Regions from separate parts of the Homo sapiens genome. Here all the other regions are linked to region 1. A link is a contact called in ENCODE Hi-C or POLR2A ChIA-PET data. All regions are on one chromosome and are shown on one strand. Each heading gives the region's core, a stretch centred on a gene start or an enhancer-like site at or near the end of the contact. The rest is flanking DNA. Distances are from core to core; before and after follow the strand shown.

Region 1 (5,136 bases), core at 732-3,231:
CTTAAAATAGTTAAGCACAATAAAAATACTACAATCAACTCATTATATATGGAAATTAAAGGAGAAAAATAGTGGTATGATTAATTAAAATAAAAAGAAAACCTTCTAAATTTTATCTTAGCTCATAGTTGTAAAAGCTGCCATCCCTAACCAAGGCCACCCTTGACCCTTTCTCATGTTCCATCTTTCTGTTTGTTTCATAGTTTATGTCTCACCAAAATCTATCAGATAAACGTATTCATATGAAGATTTAAATATATTACATGTTAAGCCTTAGCGAATACTTCAATATCTAAAGAAGGTACAAACAAAACAAAAATCAACACTTAGTTATAAGAGATTACATACTCTCCAGGGAAGACCTGAAGACTAGCCCCTTTCTGGATCCCACTAGCCCCTCATCCCACTCCAAGCCCTCCCCTCCAATCCCATATGCACTGGGCATTCATACAAATAAGACCATCAGCTCTGGATATCTGTACTGATTGATGCTCCTGCTAACTACCTGAATGATTGCGATGTAAGGACAGCACTGCCTGAATCCTATTTATCTCTCGCTATGCCATAGCGGCCTTCCATGCTGATGGCGTGTTTGAGGATCCAGAGGGGTCTTTGGTTGGCAGGATTGTTTTATTTCCCCAAGAGGAGAGCCTTGATGCAAAAATAGGTGAAGAAATCAGTACAACAAAACAGAAAGCCTAGAAACTACTATGAACACAATAGAGCAGAAGTAGCCTTAAGAGTTGGTGGAGAAAGGATGGTCTATTCAATTACCTGGGCTGAGAAACTGGCTTTCATATGGAATAAAAATAAAATTATAGCTATACCCCATATCATACACAAAAGTTTCTACATCTAACAAAGACACAGATAGAAAATGTTTTAAAATTTTAGAAGAAAATAGTGCAGAATTTTAGTGCAGAATTTCTTAGACTAGATGCAAAAACAAAAATGATTAAAGTGGCCAGGCACGGTGGCTTATGCCTGTAATCTCAGCACTCTGGGAGGCCGAGGTAGGTGGATTAGTGGAGGTCATGATTTCGAGACCAGCCTGGACAACATAGTGAAACCCCATCTCTACTAAAATACAAAAATTGGTAGGGTGTGGTGGCTCACGCTTTTAATCCCAGCTACTTGGGAGTCTGAGGCAGGAGAATCACTTGAACCTGGGAGGCAGAGGTTGCAGTGAGGGGAGATGGCGCCACTGCACTCCAGCCTGAGCAACACAGCGAGACTCTGTCTCAAAAAAATCTAAAAATAAAAAGATTATTTTTAAAAGACTATTTTAAACAAAAAAAATCGTTTAAATGATATGACACACTACATCTAATATTTGGAAAAGTACTTCTTAATACTTTTAATAAAAAGAGGCGCTGAGAGCATACAACCTATCCTCAGAAGAGTGTTTGACCTCTAGGAGGGACGCAAGCGCGTTCTTCCTTCATTTTAACTGGTCATTTTCATTTATTTCAGGAACATCTGAAGTAAACACAGTCACACGTTAACCTTTAAAAATCTAGGAGGTGCGTACGCATAGTTCCATTACTTCAATTTTTGTACTTTTGCATTTTAAAATATCACAGGGAAGCTCGGTACAGCTTCAAGGCTAGGAGGGGTGGCTCTCTCTTAAGCCCTGTCCCCGCCAGCCCCAGACCTCTCGTCCCGCCCCCATTGCCCAGTCCCCACCCTCACTTCCCCATTTCCCCACTCCCGCGGTCTCTTAACGCACCTCGTTTTTCGTCCAGTGGACTCAGACCTGTAGTCTTCCACCAGGATCGGCTCCTTTCCCGGAGCTCTCGCTCTTAGAGGAAATTGAGAGAAGCATCAGCGGAGACCCATCTGTGGCTCTCCAGAGGGCGCGGCATTCAGACCCCAGATCCAGCTGTGAGAACGGACCCCAGGCTCACACCAGGCCTGCGGGAGGCGGCCCACCAGAGGCGCTAGAAAACAAGCCTCGCGGGGAGGCGCGCAGGGCGACTGCAAGCTGTAGGGGGCGCTGGCGCCCTCACAGGCCAGGGGCAGGGCCGGCGCTGCGGGCGGGGCTCCTGCGGCGTGAGGGGCGGCCCCAGGCCAGCAGCTGCGCCCTGGCTGGGAGCCGGGGAGCATTTGCTGCTCTGCTGGACCCTGAGTCTGGCGGCGGGCGGCCTCCTCTCCGCTCCCCGCCCGCCATCCCCCAACTCCCGATCTCTCTGCTGCGTCTGGCCTCAGGCTGAGACCCCAACGAATCATTCCCCGCATGGGAACATTTTATGATATAACTGAATTCAGTTTTATGTATAACTGAATTACGGATATGAGAATCTCAAATGAGGACGAATGGTTTTTACGCACAAAACATGAGACACAAATCTGTAAGAAATATAAAGTCGTGACCACGTCCTTTCAGAACTTTAACCTGTTTGCTGAAGTACGTCAGTAACAATGGCAGGGAAAGGGTATCTTAAATTTCACCACAGCCTCAAAGAGGCCATTTCGTGGATCCGCTGAGGCTTGGAGTCGGCCTTCTGACCACGAGTCCTGCGGCTATGAAAGAGGAAGCCGCGGTTCAGGGCGTCCTCGCGAGTCGTGCAGCCCGCCCTGCTCCAGCTGGGGACACCGGTGGTCACGGCGCTTTCCAGCTGCAGATCCAGGCGGCAGCCCAAGATTTGGTCCAGCCGCCAAGGGGTGGCTCGAGTGACTGACGGGCCTTGAACGCTCCCAGGACCCACATCTGGAGAGGGAGGTGGGGGTGGGGTGCTGAAGTCATTCTTGGGGCCCCTGGGGGCGGGCATGGACCTGGGTAAGGCCAGAGAAATTGACACCTCGTGACATCCCTGGAAGAGAAGTACGTTCAGTGTCACTCCAGAGCTGAAACCGCCTTCTGGCTGGTCCCTCCTCACCTACATACTTTTCTAATTTGTCTGGAGCAGGCCGGGCATCTGTATTATCTGGTTATTTAAATATCTGGTTATTTAAAAGCTCTCCATTAAATTCACATACACGAAAATAAAAATTAAAAAAAATTTTAAAAAAAAGAAACAAAAGCTCTCTAATGACCAAGTCCTACACGATAGTGAATAAATTTTTTTGTGTGGTCCCTAAAATTGAGTTCATGCCTTTTCTGAAGTAATAGACGCCCAGAGAAGGGATCGACTTACCCATCATGCCACAGAGATTAATTGGCCCCAGAATTCTTTAGCAGACCGTGTATATGAACGTCCTTTGCAATCATATAAATTAACTGGGAAAACCTCATTTAGTATGTTACATGCCTAGCGTTTTGTGCCTGAACACCTTACAAGAACCAGGGACTATTGCCCCAATATTATATTTCAGGAAAGGAAGGCCCAGACAAATGGTGTCACTGGTCCACTTTCACCCAGTTGGTAAATGAAACCAGAAATTATAGCTGTACCACAGAAAGGTGAAAACGTTTCTTTTATAATTTCACATACAATCTTTAATGGACCCAGTGTCCAACACATTAAAGCAAGTGCTCAGGAGTGACATCAAGATGTAAAAAATAGTCCTGTCCTCAGGGAGTTTAGGTCTTGGAGAAAAGAGACCCAAGGAGACACAAGACAAAGGGGAAAGAGAAGGAGCGCTGAAGACTGAGGACCCTGCCTGTGGACTGAAGTGAGGATGGGGACACCCGATGCCCGGAATATGACAGTTTGGAGGGGCCTGAAGGACTCTTCTATTCTCTATCAGAAAAACAGAATTACTCTCCTAACCAGAAAAGGTATTTCAATTTATATTTTCCATCACAGCACTTTTCTGGTGATAATTTAATGTGTTTTAAAAAATGTATCACAGTGATGGCCTGGTGTGAAATAAATAATAAAATTTTAAGAATTAAAAAATATAAAAATCTTTTATATAGACATTAGGAGTTACAAGGATAACTGTGAATTATAATTAGTAATTAAATTGAAATACTGATTATTTTCATTTTTATTTAATTATTTAATAAAACCTATTTAACATTTAATATTTATCAGTAATTAAATCTAATTGTTAATATTTATTATTATAAATTATTTTAGAATTAAAAATAAGTGTAGAAGCGAGGCATGGTGGCTCAAGCCTGTAATCCCAACACTTTGGGAGGCTAAGGTGGGAGGATTGCTTGAGCCCAGTAGTTCAAGACCAGCCTGGGCAACATGGAGAAACCCTGTCTCAATACAAAAAAATGAGCCATGTGTGGTGGTGCGTGCCTGTAGTCCCAGCCATTCTGGAGGCTGAGGTGGGAGGATGACTTGAGCCTAGGCAGTCAAGGCTGCAGTGAGCCCTGATCTTGCCACTGCACTCCAGTCTGGGCAACAGAGCAAGACCCTGTGTCAATATACATATGGACAAACTTAAAATTTAAAATGAAAGCATACTACTGATACAGAATTGAGTAGAGATGCAAAGCTAGTCCTATAACCAGAACAATAAAGATAAAAAGGAGAGTGGAAGAAGGTATGTCATGAATTTCATGATAAATGGCAATTGCAAATATCCTGTAGCAGAACAAAACAACAAAACTGTAGATAAAACATATCCAACCCTTTGGAAGGCCAAGGAGGGAGGATTGTTTGAGCCCAGAAGTTGGAGACCAGCCTGGGCAACATAGTGAGACCCTGTATCTAAAAAGGAAGAAAGAAAAAAAAAAAAAGGATGATAAAGTAGACAATATTGAAAGCCATTTTCTGCAAATACATAGTGAATTTGATCAGTAATTTTCTTCCAACAGTGCAAAAATGAATAGATATTAGTTGCCTGAAATAAAAATCAAATATCCAACAAAAAATATTGACTATCTAATAGTATCTAAGCTAGTAAATTTGGCCAGTTATAAAATGTCTTAAATTTTTATTTAAAAAAAGAAAACCATATTTATAAGAAGAGGTGATAAAGAGAAATTATTTCAGTTATGAAGATTTTGTTAGAAAACTATGAGAAAAAAACTATTTTTTGTTTTCAAAAAGTGAAAGATTAAGTTACCAAACAGTTGCTAAAGAATACCAGATGGCTGAGCGTGGTGACTTATGCCTGTAATCCCAGTACTTTGGAAGGCCAAGGCAGGAGGATCATTTTAGGCCTGGAGTTCGAGACCAGCCTGGGCACTGTAGCAAGACCCGTCTCTATTAAAAAAAAAAAAAAAAAAAAAAA
Region 2 (5,136 bases), core at 1,972-4,471, 620 kb after region 1:
ACACAAAAATCTATTGATCATCTTAATAGATGCAGAAAAAGCATTCGATAAAATCCAGCATCCCTTTATGATAAAAATTCTCAACAAACTAGGGATAGAAGGAATATAGTTCAAAATAATAAAAGCCATGTATGACAGACTCACAGCCAACATCATACTGAAGGGGAAAAGTTGAAACCATTGCCCTTCAGAACTGGAACAAGACAAGGATGCCCACTTTCACTACTTCTATTCAACATAGCACCAGGAGCCCTAGTCAGAGCAATCAGGCAAGAGAGAAAAATAAAGGGTATCCAAATTGGAAAAGAGTAAATTACACTATCTCTGTTTGCCAGTGGTATGATTATATACCTAGAAAACCCTAAAGACTCCTCCAAAAGACTCCTAGATTTGATAAATGAACTCAGTGAAGTCTCAGGTTACAAAATCAATGTACACAAATCAGTAGTACTGCCATACACCAACAACAATCAAATTCAGAATCAAATCAAGAACTCAATCCCTTTTATAATAACAGCAAAAATAAAATAAATTACCTAGAAATATACTTAACAAGGAGGTGAAAAATCTCTTCAAGAACGACAAAACACTGCTGAAGGAAATCAAAGATAATACAAACAAATGGAAAAAATATCCCATCCTCATGAATTGGAAGAATCAATTTCATGAAAATGGCCATACTACCCAAAGCAATCTAGAGATTCAATGCAACTTCTATCAAAATACTAACATCATTTTTCACAGAATTAGAAAAAAAAATTCATATGGAACCAAAAAGAACCTGAATAGCCAAAACAATCCTAAGCAAAAAGAACAAACATGAAGGCATCACATTACCTAACTTCAAATTATACTACAAGGTTATAGTTACCAAAACAGCACGGTATAGGTATAAAAGTAGATACATAGACCAATGTAACAGAACAGAGAACACAGTAATAAAACCAAATACTTACAACCACAATTGATCTTTGACAAAGTATACAAAAACATAAATTGGAGAAAGGACACCATATTCAACAAATGGTGCTGAAAAAACTGGATAGCCACATGTATAAGAATGAAACTGGATCCCTATCTCTCACCATATACAAAAATCAACTCAAGATGGATCAAAGACTTACATCTAAGAGCTGAAACCAATTACAGTAGACAACCTAGGAAAAACTTCTGGACATTGGTCTAGGTAAAGAATTTATGACTAAGACCCCAAAAGCAAATGCAAGAAAAACAAAAATAAATAAATAGAACCTAATTAAACTAAAAAGCTTCTGCACAGCAAATCACCATCAGAGTAAACAGATGACCCACAGAGTAGGAGAAAATATTTGCAAACTATGCATCCTACAAAGAACTAATACCCACAATCTACAAGTAACTCAAATAAATTAGCAAGAAAACAAACCAAATAATCCCATCAAAAAGTGGGCAAATGACATGAATAGACATTTCTCAAAAGAAGATATACAAATGGCCAACAAATATACAAAACAATGTTCAACATCACTGATCATCAGGGAAATGCAAATTAAAACCACAACAAGATACCACCTTACCCCAGCCAGAATGGCCATTACTAAAAAGGTAAAATACAATAGATGTTGGCATGGATGTGGTAAAAAGAGAACACTTACTTATACACTGCTGGTGGGAATGTAAATTAGTACAACCTCTATGGAAAACAGCATGAAGATTCCTTAAAGAACTGAAAGTAAAGATACCATTCCATCCAGCAATCTCACTACTGGGCAACTACTAAAAGGAAAAGAGGTAATTCTATCAAAAAGACACGTGCACACATCACAGCACCATTCACAATTGCAAAGATACAGAACCAACCTAAGTGCCCATCAACTGATGAATGGATAAAGAAAATGTGGTCTATATACACTATGGAATACTACTCAGACATAAAACAGAATGAAATATCTTTCACAGCAATTTGGATGGAGCTGGAGGCCATTATTCTACGTGAAGTAACTCAGGAATGGAAAACCAAATACCGTATGTTCTCACTTATAAGTGGGAGCTAAACTATGGGTACACAAAAGCATACAGAGTCATTTAGCGAACTTTGGTGACTCAGAAGAGGGGAGGGGAGGAGAGAGATGAGGGATAAAAAAAAGCTACATATTGGGTACAATATACACAGATGATGGGTGCACTAAAATCGCAGACTTCACCACTATACAATTTGTCCGTGTAACCAAAAACCATTTGTACCTCAAAAGCTATTGAAATTTTACATATATATATATCAACTAAAAAAAAAATATGTTTAGTGAATGAAACTCCTGGTTCAACCTACAGTTGGTCCTTTAGACTTTCCACTTCCTAAGTGAGAATAGCTCTCAGGGTGGAAGAGCTACGAGGCAGACAAACCCCATAGTGCTACTCTATCATCCCACACAAATGCAGGGGCTGTATGACTCCGTCGGGGCAGTACAAAAGACAAAATATTCCTGTCCTTTGCTCTTAAGAGCAAGCACATCATGGCAGACAGTTTACAATTATTTTCCACGTCTTCTTTACTAGCCAGGCCATTCATGTCTTTATATTTGACAACTGGCTACACACCCTCAAAAATAAACACAGTGATGGAAAGGTTGCTCTGTTCCCTGCTAATACATGTGTAATAAAGCTACTCTTGCAGATGCTTGGCGCTGTGGTCAAAAGGAGCACCTTCCCCCGCCTACCCCCATAAAGATGAAGGTCTTGAATAAAATAGAAGCCACACAGAGTCCAGTTCTGAAATGAAAATATCACACTCATAAAAGCATTAAGAAGGTTCCCTATTGAGCTGGTTTCAAATGTTTAATTACTGTAATTATATGCATACATACTTTATCACTGTTTTCTAATGAGGTTGGCAAGGAGACAGAAACTTGGCATTTTATTCCTAGTTTAATGCGCTTGTTTTTATGCTTACTGTAACAGCTTGCTAGAAGAGCACTGGAGATAGAGTCGGATACGCTTTAAAGGACAAGGGAAAACAGCTCCCAGTGGATGGTACACACATGGCAAAAGGCCAAGAGTAGAAGCACCGTCATTAGGAAAAGGAATCAGCCAAGGTAAGCAACGTCATTCACAAACAGAAAAACCTGGACTGCAACCTACCTACCTTCTCTCCTCACTTCAAATAAGACTTTGAGCTTTAAAAACAAAGAGCGTGGCTGGAAGGGGGAGCCACAGCTGCTTAATCTGAAAGCACCTTTCAGTTTCTTCACAAAAGTTTCCAAGTCAAGGGGAAAATTCAACACCCAAACACACAAAGCAAGCTCCAGAGGCAAATGTGGGCACTTCTGAGAGCAGCAGTACTCCAGGGTTGGTTCCTAGCCTACGAGAGTTCTGGTGAAAGAGGCTACTGTGAACCAAAGGCCCAGCCTTCCTGCAGGGGAGGAAAGTCAGCAGTTTACTTGGGAATTTGCCACCTCGATACATAGCAAGTGAGGAAGTGGTGAGAGGTGGCAGATGGAAAGGGGTAAGGGGGGCGAGGGGCACAAGCTAGATCCAGACAGCTGTGGTGTTATAAAAATGTAGCAGCCAAGCAATGTGGAAACGGGAGTCTTAAGCATCTGATTAACTGAGAAGCAGCTGTGGTAATTTCTGGACTAGCTTTAAAAAAAAAAAAAAAAAACAAAATACAGCATTGCATTCAACTGTTAAGCTGACTGCAAGAGCGATCAATGGGTTGAGAATTAAACTAAAGCTCGAGACACTGAGCCTTGCTCTAATGGTGTCGATGGCACAGGGCCATGCTACGGGGTAAAACCAGGTTATGATGAGTTCCCCGTCTGGGACTTCCAAGAAGCGTTCCCTAGAACAGGATCCAAGACAGATCCACCCAATATTTAAATCCAGTCTTTAACAAAGGCCCTGTATAGACACCAGACTAACTAATTTGAGCCTAAAAGGAGACTCCTAAAAGTTCAGATAAACTTAGTTACTTACACTCCTCTATTACAGCAGAAATAGACATGTGATCTAATCATGTAAGGGGTTTTAAATTCAGCCAAAATAACTGGCAAATTTTCCTTGCTAAAATGGCAAAAACGAACCCTCCTAACAGAATTGCTCCACTGTAATTATTTACAGTAAATCAATAAGTACATCATTCTATATAACATACTGATCAATACAACACATTTTGACCAATTAAAGATTTTACTCAAAAAACATGAGTCTGGGACAAGGAAGAATATACATACATGAGGCCATTTATCACATTAAAATATATAAAGCAAGAGTGTAGACATGTAAAATCTCATTAATTCCACATCTAAATATTTCAACCATTTCTGAAAGGTAGACAAGAGGACTCCAGAGTAAAGAGTACAGGACTTAACCATTTTAGTAGAGATTTTAGGGTGATTCACAGAACTGCCAATCAGGTGGGTCTTATGTTATTGGTTATATCATAATCATCTGGGGTTCTATGAGATTCCTGAGTAATGTCTGTTTTGTCTCCCTAAATTGAATGTATGTCTTTGGTTTCATTTGAAAACATTGATCTGTATGTAGCTGGTGCTTATCAGGAGGTGTTAGCTGTCTGTTCAATGTGCTCTAAGAGTGATGTACTGGGCTAATTTAACTCAAATAGCTTTATAATTCTGTCACAACCTCTCTGCAGCCGCCTACTTTTCCTAGGGCAGGGAAATGGAAATCATTTTAAGAAACGGAAAAAGTGTGGTTTAAGTAATTCAGCTTAGCTTATTTCCCTTGGGAAAAGGACAGTTAACAACTACTCTCAGAAACTAAGTAAGTCGTGTCTGACCTCTATTAGTTATTTAAATTTAGCCATACCTTTAACTAATAAAGAGAAGGTGTCCTAGTCAACTCCAGTAAGGATCAGGGTTCTCTGCTTCTGGCATACCAACTGATTTGAACTCTGAATTTCTCTCAGAGTTGTGCTCAGAATTTTACTGATAGTTCAGCTGACGTGGAAAGGTCTGAATGCAGCCGGGTGCGGTGGCTCACGCCTGTAATCCCAACACTTTGGGAGGTCAAGGCAGGCAGATCACTTGAGGTCAGGAGTTTGTGACCAGCCTGGCCAACATGGGGAAACCTCATTTCTACTAAAAATGCAAAAATCAGCCGGGTATGGTGGCATGTGCCTGTAAATCCCAGCTATTCGGG
Region 3 (5,136 bases), core at 1,164-3,663, 590 kb after region 1:
AAACATAGAGATGTTTAGACCTAGAGCTATATGCCTGGATCCTACACACCTCTTGCAGGTCCCCTCTAACTGTCTCTACCCTTTGAGCCCAACTTCTCAAAAAAGGTACCCATACTCAGTGTCTTCATATTCCTGCCTCCAATTCACTCATCTAGTGTTCAAAATTGGCTTCTGTCCCCACAACTCCACTTAAATTTCTCCTGCTTGAGGTGCCAATCTTGATTGCTAAATCCAACCTCACGGCTGCTAAATCCATGCACTTCCTAACCAGATTTCTCCTTAGCACTGGGCATGGCCCTTCATGCTTGATGTTCTCGTTTCCATACATTTTCAACTGGCCTCTGTGGTTATTCCTAGTCACATGTCCAATCCCCATTCCCTGCTACCATTCATTCTCTCTCATGACTTCAGTCCATCCCAGATGACTCCCAACTTTATGCACAGCCCAGATCTCCCCTCCGATCATCAGATCTATTGATCTAACTTCACTTGTATGTACTCCAACCCTTAAATTCAGCATGTCAACAACTAAACCATGATCTTTCTTTCAAAATCTGCCCTTCCCACAATAGGTCTGGCTCAGGAACAAGGATGGTCATCCATATGGTTTCCAAAGCCAGAAATCCAAGCATTGTCCCCTTCTCTTCCTATCTTAGTCATTCTCCAAGTTCAATGCAGTCTACCTCCCTAAATACCTCTTACATCCATTCACTTCTCTCCATCTCTACTACTATGATACTATTCCAAGCCACCACCCTCTTGCTCCTGGACCACTTGCAATAGCCTTCTAACAGATCCACTCCTGCCCCCTCAAATCACCTGCTCATATAGGATCTGAACGTGATCTTTTAAGAACCCAAACATTATTATGTCCCTTCTCTGCTTAAGCTCTTCAGTGGCTCTGCACCACTACACTGGCCCCTGCCTCCACCTCCAGCCTCACTTCAACCCAGCCACACTGGCCTTCTGTTGCTCTCCCAAGAGGAGGGCTCCTGCCCCACCTCTGCTTTAGGAGCTATCCCTTCCCCCTCTTGCTTTACCTTCACCTGGCTCATGCCTACTCATTCTTCAGGTAAAGGACTTCCCTAAGAAAGTCCAGACTACACCAGGTCTCCCTATTATATACTCCCACCGTATTTGCACATTTTCTTATGAATACTTATCACAGTTTTAATTAACAGTGGGATTACATATTTAATATCTACCAGCCCCATTAGACTGCAAGGTGCCTGGGAGCAGGGACCACATCTGTCCTATTCAAAGCTCTATTTCTCAGTGCCCAGTACATTCCTGGCACAAAATAGGTGTTCAAATATCTGTTGAGTGAATGAATGCAACAGGTTTTACTGCTCCTTCTCACCCTATTTCCACCTCTGAAAATTCAGGATTTTAGAAGGCAAAAAGTTGCTACGGTCTGTGAATCTGATAATAATTCTGTCCTGCCTGTTTTATCCTGCTGCCTACCACATAATTGACACATCCTTCCTGTTTAATAGCCATATCCTATAAGGGAAGTACCTAAAAATCTGTTGTTTGCAGCTTACCCACTTAAAACAGATCTACTAGCTAATTCCCAACTCACCTGCCAAAAGGAAAAGAAATAGAACAATAAAAAGATAGCCTAGTAGAGGAAAGGCATAGAAGTGTCAAGTGCTGACACCCCTGCCTTTTGCCTACTGTGTTCAAAGAACTTCCTCATTCACAAATTCATTACAGAAAGACAGAGTTTCAGTTCCAGAATTCTGCAGCTCTTACGATCTGGGAATGTCATTTCTAACAATGGATGTAGGGTAAGCAAAATCCACTTTAATAAAGGATTTCAGGTATCTGATGTCTTTCTGGATCTTGATTTTGCCCTTGATTGTGCCAACAGGACTACAGGGTTAAATCCACAAAACTAAATAATCAATAAAGGATGGGTCAGGGTACTGATGAGGCAGACCTTATATGAGGTATACAAATCACCATATATTATTTTAGTGGCAATGAATAAAAAATCTCAAACATAAGGCAGCCCATCTTCTAAAGCCAGGGCATATAGAAAGGGCATGCTCAAGGGAGCAAAGCTATTTTTAAAAATAGAGAATATTTTCTTTCTCGAAGCTCAGGTAAATGAGATCAGCTAGTGTTTCACTCAGGGAACACAGAAACATCACTGATTTACTAAAATAACTCCATTCAGCACTTTGACAAATGTCTCAAAGTTTCAAGATAAACTGAAAGTTCAGGCAGAGCTTTTTAAGCCAAACCCAGTCTTCACAACAGGAGGAAGTGAAACGTTGACGGGTTTAGTCATAAACACTGCTGCTGCTACACCTTTTAATGTAGAAATTAGCAACCCAGGATCTCTGCACAGCTGTGCCTCCTCCGCCGTGCCTCAGTGGGAACCAACAAACAAAAAGTGACTCCTCTGTCTTTACTGCTACAGATCCCTTTCCAAGCTTTCCTTTCCCCTGCACTTTGCCAGAAACAGGCCGGGTGCCCCAGTTTGGCATTAACCACTTCCTAGTGTGAAGCAGGGAACACTGCACCTCTATTTTTTTTTTTTTTTTTAAGACGAAGTCTCACTCTGTCACCCAGGCTGGAGTGCAGTGGTAAGATCTCGGCTCGCTGCAACCTCTGCCTCCCGGGTTCAAGCGATTCTTGTGAATCAGCCTCCTCAGTAGCTGGGACTACAGGTGTGTGCCACCATGCCTGGCTAATTTTTGTATTTTTAGTAGAGATGGGTTTTACCATGTTGGCCAGGCTGGTCTCAAACTCCCGACCTCAGGTGATCCGCCCACCTCATCCTCCCAAAGTGCTGGGATTATAGGCATGAGCCACCGCGCCCAGCCTCTATTATGTTTAAAGCTCATCACCTCCCCTCCCAAGGCAGCAAACTCCAGGTGGGTCCTTCATCCACTGTCCCTACCCCGTTCAAACAAACATATACCCAAAGCAGCCCTGCTGCAAAACCCATAAGATCCCTTCTTGCCTCCATTGAGAATGCTGGCATGGTGACAAAGGACTGGCCAGCCAGCAAAGGGACCAGCCAACATGGGAAGCCCCAACTTCCCTCTCTCAGAAGCTGTCCACAGACAACTCCCTGAAGCCCTGGTTCAAACTCCCTTCTATGTGGCTCCTCAAGTGCAGGCAGGAGAGAAATGGAGGCCCCTTGTTGAGCCAGGCAGAAAGCAGAGCCTAAAACCAGAGTAATCTTAGAAGTGGAGGGGAGGCAGGGTTACACCAGAGGATGTGTCTTCCTGACTCTCTATCTCTTGCTAAAATGAATTTCAATTAGATTAGCACTCTTTGTTTACAAACACTGTCATTAAATATTTGAGTAATTCTTTCAACCAATAATTACTGACTGCCTACCTTGTGGTAGGCACCAAGGATAAAAAGACATAAAGCTCTGCCTTCAAGCAGCTTATATTTCATTCAAAGGAGATTATACAGGAATAAATAAGTAAAACATATGGCATATCTATGGTGATAAGTGCTATGGAGAAAAATGTAGTACAAAAAGAGAATAGAGCGTGCTTAATGCCTGGGGGTTATGGAGAGGAGTGGTGGGTTAGGTGGGTGGCATTTTTAAATAGCTTGGTGTGACGTAATTATGAAGTGAGGTTGAGAAAGATCTAAAGGCAGTAAGAGAAAGAACCATATGGCTATCTGGGATAAGCATGGTCCAGACAGAGGGAATAGCAAACGCAAAGGCCCTGAGGCAAGAATATGCCTGCAGCAATTGAAAAATAAAGAAGAGCCTTGGCTTGAAGGGAGTAAGCGCAGGGGAGGTCAGAGGGGTGATAAGGTGGGGGTGAGGTGAGCCAGGAGGTCTGTGAGGCTTTATTGGCTGTTGTCCACACTGTTCTGACTGATAATTGCCCTGAAGGCCAATCTCTGACTGCCATGTTGGGTGAGAGAAGGAGAGTGGAAGCAGGGAGCTCAGGCAGGGGCCAACGGCAATAGCTTGTGAGAGATGGTGATGGTTAAGCCACAGAGGTTAGCAGGAGTGCTGAGAGGTGGTCAGACCAGATATACACTGATGATGGAGCCCATTGGTTTTGCTGAGGAAGTGAAATTGGAATATAAGAGAAAACTAGTTATTTTGCTAAGGTAACAGTTTGGTTTACACCCATGAAATAATTACATAGCAATTCAATTTAAGTGACTCCTGGATTGGTCTAGGTACTGTGTTACCTAGATGAAGTTTTTTGTTTTGTTTTTAAAAAAAAAAAAAAAAAACTCTTTATGGAAGAAATGCAACTTGAGAGGAAACAGCTGGTTCCAGAATTTTCCAAGTGTTATTCTGAAGATTATCAAATTATGTTTGTCCTCAGTAGGGGAAAAAATGATCTTCTGGAGTTGTGCTTTCCTGCTCAACCACCACCTTCATGCTCTAATAATTTCAAATGTATATTGTAAATATAATACCTATAATATATAACCTGAGATTCTATTTAAATTCTAAAACACAATTTTGGGAAAAGGGAGAATGGGAATATCCTTTCACCTTTTCTCTGTTCCCCTAGAATAGTGTTCTCTCACAGAACTTTCTGGAAATGTTCTGTATCTGCACATTCAGATACAGGAGCCACCAGCCACGATGTAGCTACTAAGCACTCGAAGTGTGACTAGTGTGACTAAATTTTTTATTTAATTTAAATTAATATAGCAATTATGGCTAGTGGCTATCATACTGGACCATACAGCTCTAGAAGAAGAAAAAATCACTACACAGTAAAACATTCATGAATCAGACATTACACTTTACTCTTAAAATTGAATTATAAAGTAAGTACAAAATAGATTGGCAAAATCAGAAAGCACATGTTCTTCTTTTTTATTATGCCCTAGAGTTACCTAATTCTCCTATTCCCTACATATATTCTTTGAAAAGAAACAGTAGCTGGCTTGGTCTTAGCAGTTTTTAAACACATTTTCTTGGTTTTTGCATGCAATTCCAATATCTTACAGGCCGTCATTCTAACACTGTCATTCAAAATGGGATTTTCTTCCTTGACGCGTATTCAACGCTAACATTCTAAATGTCACATAAAAATAAAGATAGAAGAGTCTTATTATAATTGAACAATCTTCCTGCTTTAAGTTCAAAGCACTCTCTGACATCAGTTATCTCTTTTTTTTTTCCTC
Region 4 (5,136 bases), core at 1,298-3,797, 530 kb before region 1:
TTTTGCAATTTTTTCCCTCCCACCTCCCAGGTGGTTCAACAAATCCACTTCCAAACAGCATTTCCCATCAGTTTTTAAAAGCTATTTACAAAAAGTGTTATTCTACTACTACTACTTTAAAATACATCAAGCACTTCCAAATATCTAAAGACTAGATATTTCATAGCCTGTCCACCATGTACACGGCACTGTTAAATAAAACTGCACACACATAACAATGGTTATCATCTAAGGTATCTTCTAAATGTGACCATTTTGGCCTTGAATCATTCCCTCTTCTCTTCCTTCTCTGCCTTCAATTCAGTGGACAAGTACACGCATGTGTAATGCTTAGAGATGGCTGAACAAATTCCTATGCAAAAGTCAATTACAGAAGACAAGTTTTCCTATGAATTTCAACACAAAGCATACAAAATATGCTAATTTTACTACTTTGTCATACACTGGCAACCTCTAGATGTTAAAAAATTAAGACTATTTGTCCATTATATACACTATATACAGAGCAAAACAAAATGCACAAAACATACAGAAAAATGGTGTCTGAAAATGTCCAAGTATGAACACACTAGCATATTATCTTTTGCAATTTCTTCCCTCCCACCTCCTCTAAACCATTGAGCAAGTATAGACAGTAATATACTGCTCACAAAGGTGGCTTCACAATTCAACTTCCAAAAGTATTTCCTATGAATTTTAGCAAAAAGATATTTACAAATTGGTATTTTACTACCTCTACATTTAATATACATCGGGCACTTCTAAACATCTAGATAGTCTAAATGTTTCAAGTAAGGAGTTAATTTGTCCACTATGTATGTACACAGCAGTCTCGAATAAACTGCAAACATGTAACAACAGTTATAATTTGAAAGAGTCTTCCAAATGTGAACATTCTGGCCTAGAACCCTTCCCATCTCCATCAACCCAGTGGGCAAGAATGCTCAAATTTTCAGAAGACAGTCTTTCCTAGGACTTGTAAAACAAAATGTACAAAATATATTAGTTTACTAACTCTAGTTTTGTTATACACTGGCAACCTCTTTAACATCCAGAAAGACTAGATGTTGTAAATTAGGACTCGTTTGTCCTTTATGTACATTATATACATAGATAAAACAAAATGCACAGACATAGTGATTCATCTTGCCTCGCTGTAAGCAGGATGGCATAGAGCTCTCTGCACCTCCCCCTCCTCTCTCCTCCCCTGAACTACTGCACAAACACAATGAGTATTACTCAACAGGTGATTTGGCCATTCCCCCCAAAAAACAACATTTCTATGAATTGTAACAAAAAGATATTTACAAAATGTGGTTTTACTACCTCTAATTTTAACATATATCAGACACTTCAGAATATCTAAAAAGAATAGACATTTCAAAAAAGCTTAGCATTGTCAACTACATACATAGTAGTGAGGAAGCGAATGCACACAAAACAATGGATAGAATATGAAAATGTCTTCTAAATATGACCAGTCTAGCATAGAACCTTCTTTTTTTCCTTCTCAGGTCTTCGAGCTCCATGTCATCTAACCCACTGAACAAACGTGAACGTATCGCTTCTAGAGGCCGTCTAACAACTCAGTTTCCAAAAGTCAACTCCGGAAGACATGTATTTTCTATGATTTCTTTTAAACAAATGAGAATTTACAAGATGTGTGACTTTCTAACTCTATCATACGTCGGCAACCTCTTTCCATCTAGAAGGGCTAGATGTGACAAATGTTTTCTATTAAAAGGTTGGGGTGGAGTTGAGAGCAGCTTTTTCATATTATATACACAGGCCTTCCGTAAACGGCCTGTGAATCTTCCCAGAGGATGGAGGGCATTTCCAACGGGCCAAACGTGGCCTGTCATTCTACCATTTGTCTCTTCCGACAGCAAGGTCTGGTAGTACGGAGACCAACCGCCCGATCGCCGCTAACCGTTCCACCCGTCGTCGTTCGGGACTTCGCTCACCTCCCAGGCCCGTTAAGGCCTTTGTCCGTTGTCGTTAGGACTAGGTAGGTCTCGCCCAATGGCGACAGAGTGGTCACCCGGGACCCAGATCTGGCGGCTCCGTGGCCTGAAGAGGCGGCCGAGCCTGCCTGCGTCCCTAGGCCGCCTTCCCGGGCCCTCCATGCCCTAACGCCCTCCGCCGCGCGGCGTTCGAGCGGCCGCCATGCTTCCCGGCACGCTACTCCCGCCGCCACCCAAAGGCGCTGCGTCCAGGCTGCTCGGCGGGGGTTTCGTCCAGGCCCGGCAGGCTTGGGCCGGGAGACCCGACGGCCGGCAGGGTCCGGACTGGGAGAGGCCGCCGCCGCCATCAGTCACCGAGGTAGGGTAGGGAAGAGACGTTCGCCACCGCTTCAAGGCCTGGGCCCAGCCAGTGGGCAGCCACAGCAGAGGCCTCCGGTATCTGCAGGGCAGAGGGCGCGGCCTGTCCCGGGGCGCCCCCTAGCTCACCCGCCGACCCGGGGCCGGAGGGCCTGGAGCGCCCTGGAGGAGCGGCCCGCGCTCTGCGTCTCTCCGCGCTCTCTGCCAGACCGGAACTCTTGCAGTGATTTCTTACGGGGAGTAAGGATGAGGTGGGGAATGAGACTGAAGAAATGGAATTAAAAAGATAACTATAACTAAATAAAGAGGAGCCCTGCAGTAATGTAATGAGCCATGAACTGAAGAGTAACATTTATTCAACTCTGCCTGTGAAGGAGGGAGAGGGAAAGACAACTAGAGACAGAGGAGAAACGGAAAAAGGAGGTGAGATTTCAAAACACCGGTAGGTTCTGAAATTATTTTCGGAGTACAGAGTACTTTTTGCTGTCCTTGGAGTGGCTAATAAAAACAAAGAGTGCTTTTATTCCGGAACTCGGAAAATTTATTTTTTAAAAAGAGAGAAGACCATGTCACAAAGAGCAGGTAGGAAAACGTAGCGTAAACTTAAACTCGATTTGTGTCTAAATACTAAAAGTACGAACTGTCAGGAGTGGGATTCGAACCCACGCCTCCAGGGGAGACTGCGACCTGAACGCAGCGCCTTAGACCGCTCGGCCATCCTGACGCGCTTATGCTACATTGTGCTCAGGACTCACTTCTGTCTCTTGTCTAAACGCTATTAGTTCCCCATCCACCAGCCGCCCCCCTACCCCATGTCCCCACCCCCGCCCACCCCCTTGTTGTTCTTTTTCTCAAGATATGGGCATTCCTGGGTTAAAAGGTAAGCCGCCTCTCCGCGAACTGCCTCGGACGGCGCTGCATAGGACCGGTTGTCCGGGCCACAGAGCGGCGTCTCCCGAGTGAACGCCGAGTCACTCCCAGGCTGCGCGGGGAGGGCTGCGGCGGGTGGGGCGGCGGGCGAGGGAGGGCGGGTCGGGGTAGGGGGAGCGGGACGGGGGCGGGGGCGTGGGAGGGGCGGGGCGGGCGTGGGAGGGGCGGGGAGGGGGCGGGGCGGGCGTGAGCCAGCCCAGGGCCGAGTGACTAAGGCGGAAGACGGCGATGGCGCTCTGCTCTCAACTGAATTCTAGTTAAAATAATGGCAATCCTGTTGAACTCAACATTACTAGAATACCTGGCTTAAATTTACACTTAATTCCCAGGAAGTTTTAGGCTTGCTCCAGTTTTTGCTGGAACAAGGTGCTCGCTAATCCTTCTCCTTTGCGTTGTGCTGCAAATCTCCCAGCACGTGGTTACCCTTGGCAGGGCCGGTGGAGGGGACAGGAGCGTGGGAAGCCTGGCTTGTCTTGCCTCTCTGTCGGAGTTTATGGAGGATTTGCGCACTTTTCGGTGTGGATGTTATACTGTAATAAAAACTTTAAAAAGCAAAAGCAAAAACAGCAACAACAAAAATGGGGAGTAGCTTATGTATTTTACTAAACCTGGCGCAGCGGGTACTTGATAGAAGGCCTTGAGCACAACAACTTTTCTAAACATAAACAAAGGTCAGAGGTGACCTACTTCAAATTTTGTTAGCAAGGGTTAGCAGTCAGGATGCCATGGTCGGAATATCACTGACTGGAAGTCAGGGGACCTGAGTACGAATTTCAGACAGAACTAGAACTGGTCACTACCTGGAGAATCTTAGATAAGTCATTTTGCTTCTGTGGACATTAGAAACAGCTTTCTTAGACACCTATAATACTTTCATCGTGAGTTCAATTGATAGAATACAATGTTTAATCCCTTAAATTAAGCATTAAATCCCCATCTCCAGGGAATCAATTAGAGGCAAATTCTGTTCTTCTCAGGCCTACCGATTCAGAAGTTTTGCTATGTCCAACATGGTGACTATAGTTAATAACAACGTTATTGAATACTTGAAAATTGCTAAGAGAGTGGATTTTAAATGTTCTTGCCACAAAAAGAAAAAGATAAGTATGTGATGTAATGGATATGTTAATTAGCTTGATTTAGCCTTCCCACAATGTACACATAGAACAAAACATCATTTTGTACATCATAAATATATATATCTTTATTTGTTGATTTTAAAAATACAAATAAGTAAATTAAAAAGTTATGAGGATAGAGTCCCACAGTAAGTGTTTAATAAGTCCTCTGCAAGGCCTCTAAAATTCAGTCACCTCTGCTCTTTTCACAGGGTAGTGGTGGATACCAACTTTGGAGATGAGGAGAGAGGCAATTCATCCAACATATAGGAAATATTTATTGGGTACCTACTATGTGCCAGGCAGCATTCTAGGTGCTGGTGATCCAACAGTAAACAAACAGACAGAATAAGCTCCACCATCGAAGGGCTTACACTATAATGGGGCAGTGAGCCCAAGAAACATGAAATAAAATGGACAGAGCTGTGCTCCCTTCGGCAAGCACTTACACTAAAATTGGAGCAATGCAGAGAAGATTAGCATGGCCTTTGCACAAGGATGACAGGCAAATTTGTGAAGCATTCCTTTTTGAGACGAAGTCTCGCTCTCGTTGTCCAGGCTGGAGTGCAATGGCGCGATCTCGGCTCACTGCAACCTCCTCCTCCCGGGTTTAAGCGATTCTCCTGCCTCAGCCTCCCTAGGAGCTGGGATTACAGGCGCCCGCCACCATGCCCGGCTAATTTTTGTATTTTTAGTAGAGACGGGGGTCTCACTGTGTTGGCCAGGCTGGTCTCGAACTCCTGACCTCAGGCGATCCACTCATCTCA

Evidence for each region. A loop is a pair of places that touch in the nucleus more often than their neighbours do. ChIA-PET counts read pairs that join two places held with the same protein, here RNA polymerase II (POLR2A). Pooled maps may share reads with other maps.
Region 2: a pooled map shows a loop between it and region 1 (5-fold over the local background). The contact joins the enhancer-like site here to the promoter of LINC02980 in region 1. A Hi-C loop is called at or near these places in 5 of 50 pooled maps. POLR2A ChIA-PET finds 5 or more read pairs at or near these places in 3 of 52 experiments (GM10248, H1 and activated T-cell).
Region 3: a loop to region 1 is called in a pooled map, with 4 times the contacts of the local background. The contact joins the enhancer-like site here to the promoter of LINC02980 in region 1. A Hi-C loop is called at or near these places in 2 of 50 pooled maps. POLR2A ChIA-PET finds 5 or more read pairs at or near these places in 2 of 52 experiments (CD8-positive, alpha-beta memory T cell and OCI-LY7).
Region 4: a loop to region 1 is called in a pooled map, with 5 times the contacts of the local background. The contact joins the promoter of HCG11 here to the promoter of LINC02980 in region 1. A Hi-C loop is called at or near these places in 6 of 50 pooled maps. POLR2A ChIA-PET finds 5 or more read pairs at or near these places in 3 of 52 experiments (AG04450, OCI-LY7 and WTC11).

What each region holds. Positions count from the first base shown.
Region 1 is chr6:25,989,512-25,994,647 of GRCh38, reverse strand. LINC02980 (long intergenic non-protein coding RNA 2980) reads right to left here and starts at 1,981. Exons shown (of 3, transcript NR_186645.1): 1 at 1,730-1,981. TRIM38 (tripartite motif containing 38) reads right to left here. Exons shown (of 8, transcript NM_006355.5): 8 at 3,417-5,136. RefSeq lists an enhancer at 1,663-1,872 and a silencer at 1,863-2,172.
Region 2 is chr6:25,367,881-25,373,016 of GRCh38, reverse strand. All of the region lies in intron 2 of CARMIL1 (capping protein regulator and myosin 1 linker 1), which reads right to left. It overlaps LOC124901281 (a long non-coding RNA gene), which reads left to right. Exons shown (of 3, transcript XR_007059512.1): 2 at 2,938-3,071. Among named protein-coding and RNA genes, the nearest start is that of CARMIL1, 91 kb to the right of the region's middle. Within about 2 kb of position 3,221, at least 14 of the 41 ENCODE cell types and tissues checked have a DNase peak (open chromatin) inside an H3K27ac peak, as active enhancers do.
Region 3 is chr6:25,402,173-25,407,308 of GRCh38, reverse strand. The region is part of intron 2 of CARMIL1 (capping protein regulator and myosin 1 linker 1); the gene reads right to left. The region is part of intron 1 of LOC124901281 (a long non-coding RNA gene); the gene reads left to right. Among named protein-coding and RNA genes, the nearest start is that of CARMIL1, 130 kb to the right of the region's middle. RefSeq lists an enhancer at 2,352-2,561. Within about 2 kb of position 2,413, at least 10 of the 41 ENCODE cell types and tissues checked have a DNase peak (open chromatin) inside an H3K27ac peak, as active enhancers do; they include OCI-LY7, where a contact is called at or near this core.
Region 4 is chr6:26,519,117-26,524,252 of GRCh38, reverse strand. It overlaps HCG11 (HLA complex group 11), which reads right to left and starts at 2,547. Exons shown (of 1, transcript NR_026790.1): 1 at 1-2,547. It overlaps TRL-CAG1-7 (tRNA-Leu (anticodon CAG) 1-7), which reads right to left and starts at 3,045; the gene lies at 2,963-3,045. LOC107986583 (a long non-coding RNA gene) reads left to right here. Exons shown (of 4, transcript XR_001744057.3): 1 at 1-2,744. It also overlaps the pseudogene RNU6-502P. RefSeq lists silencers at 2,092-2,611, 2,842-3,441.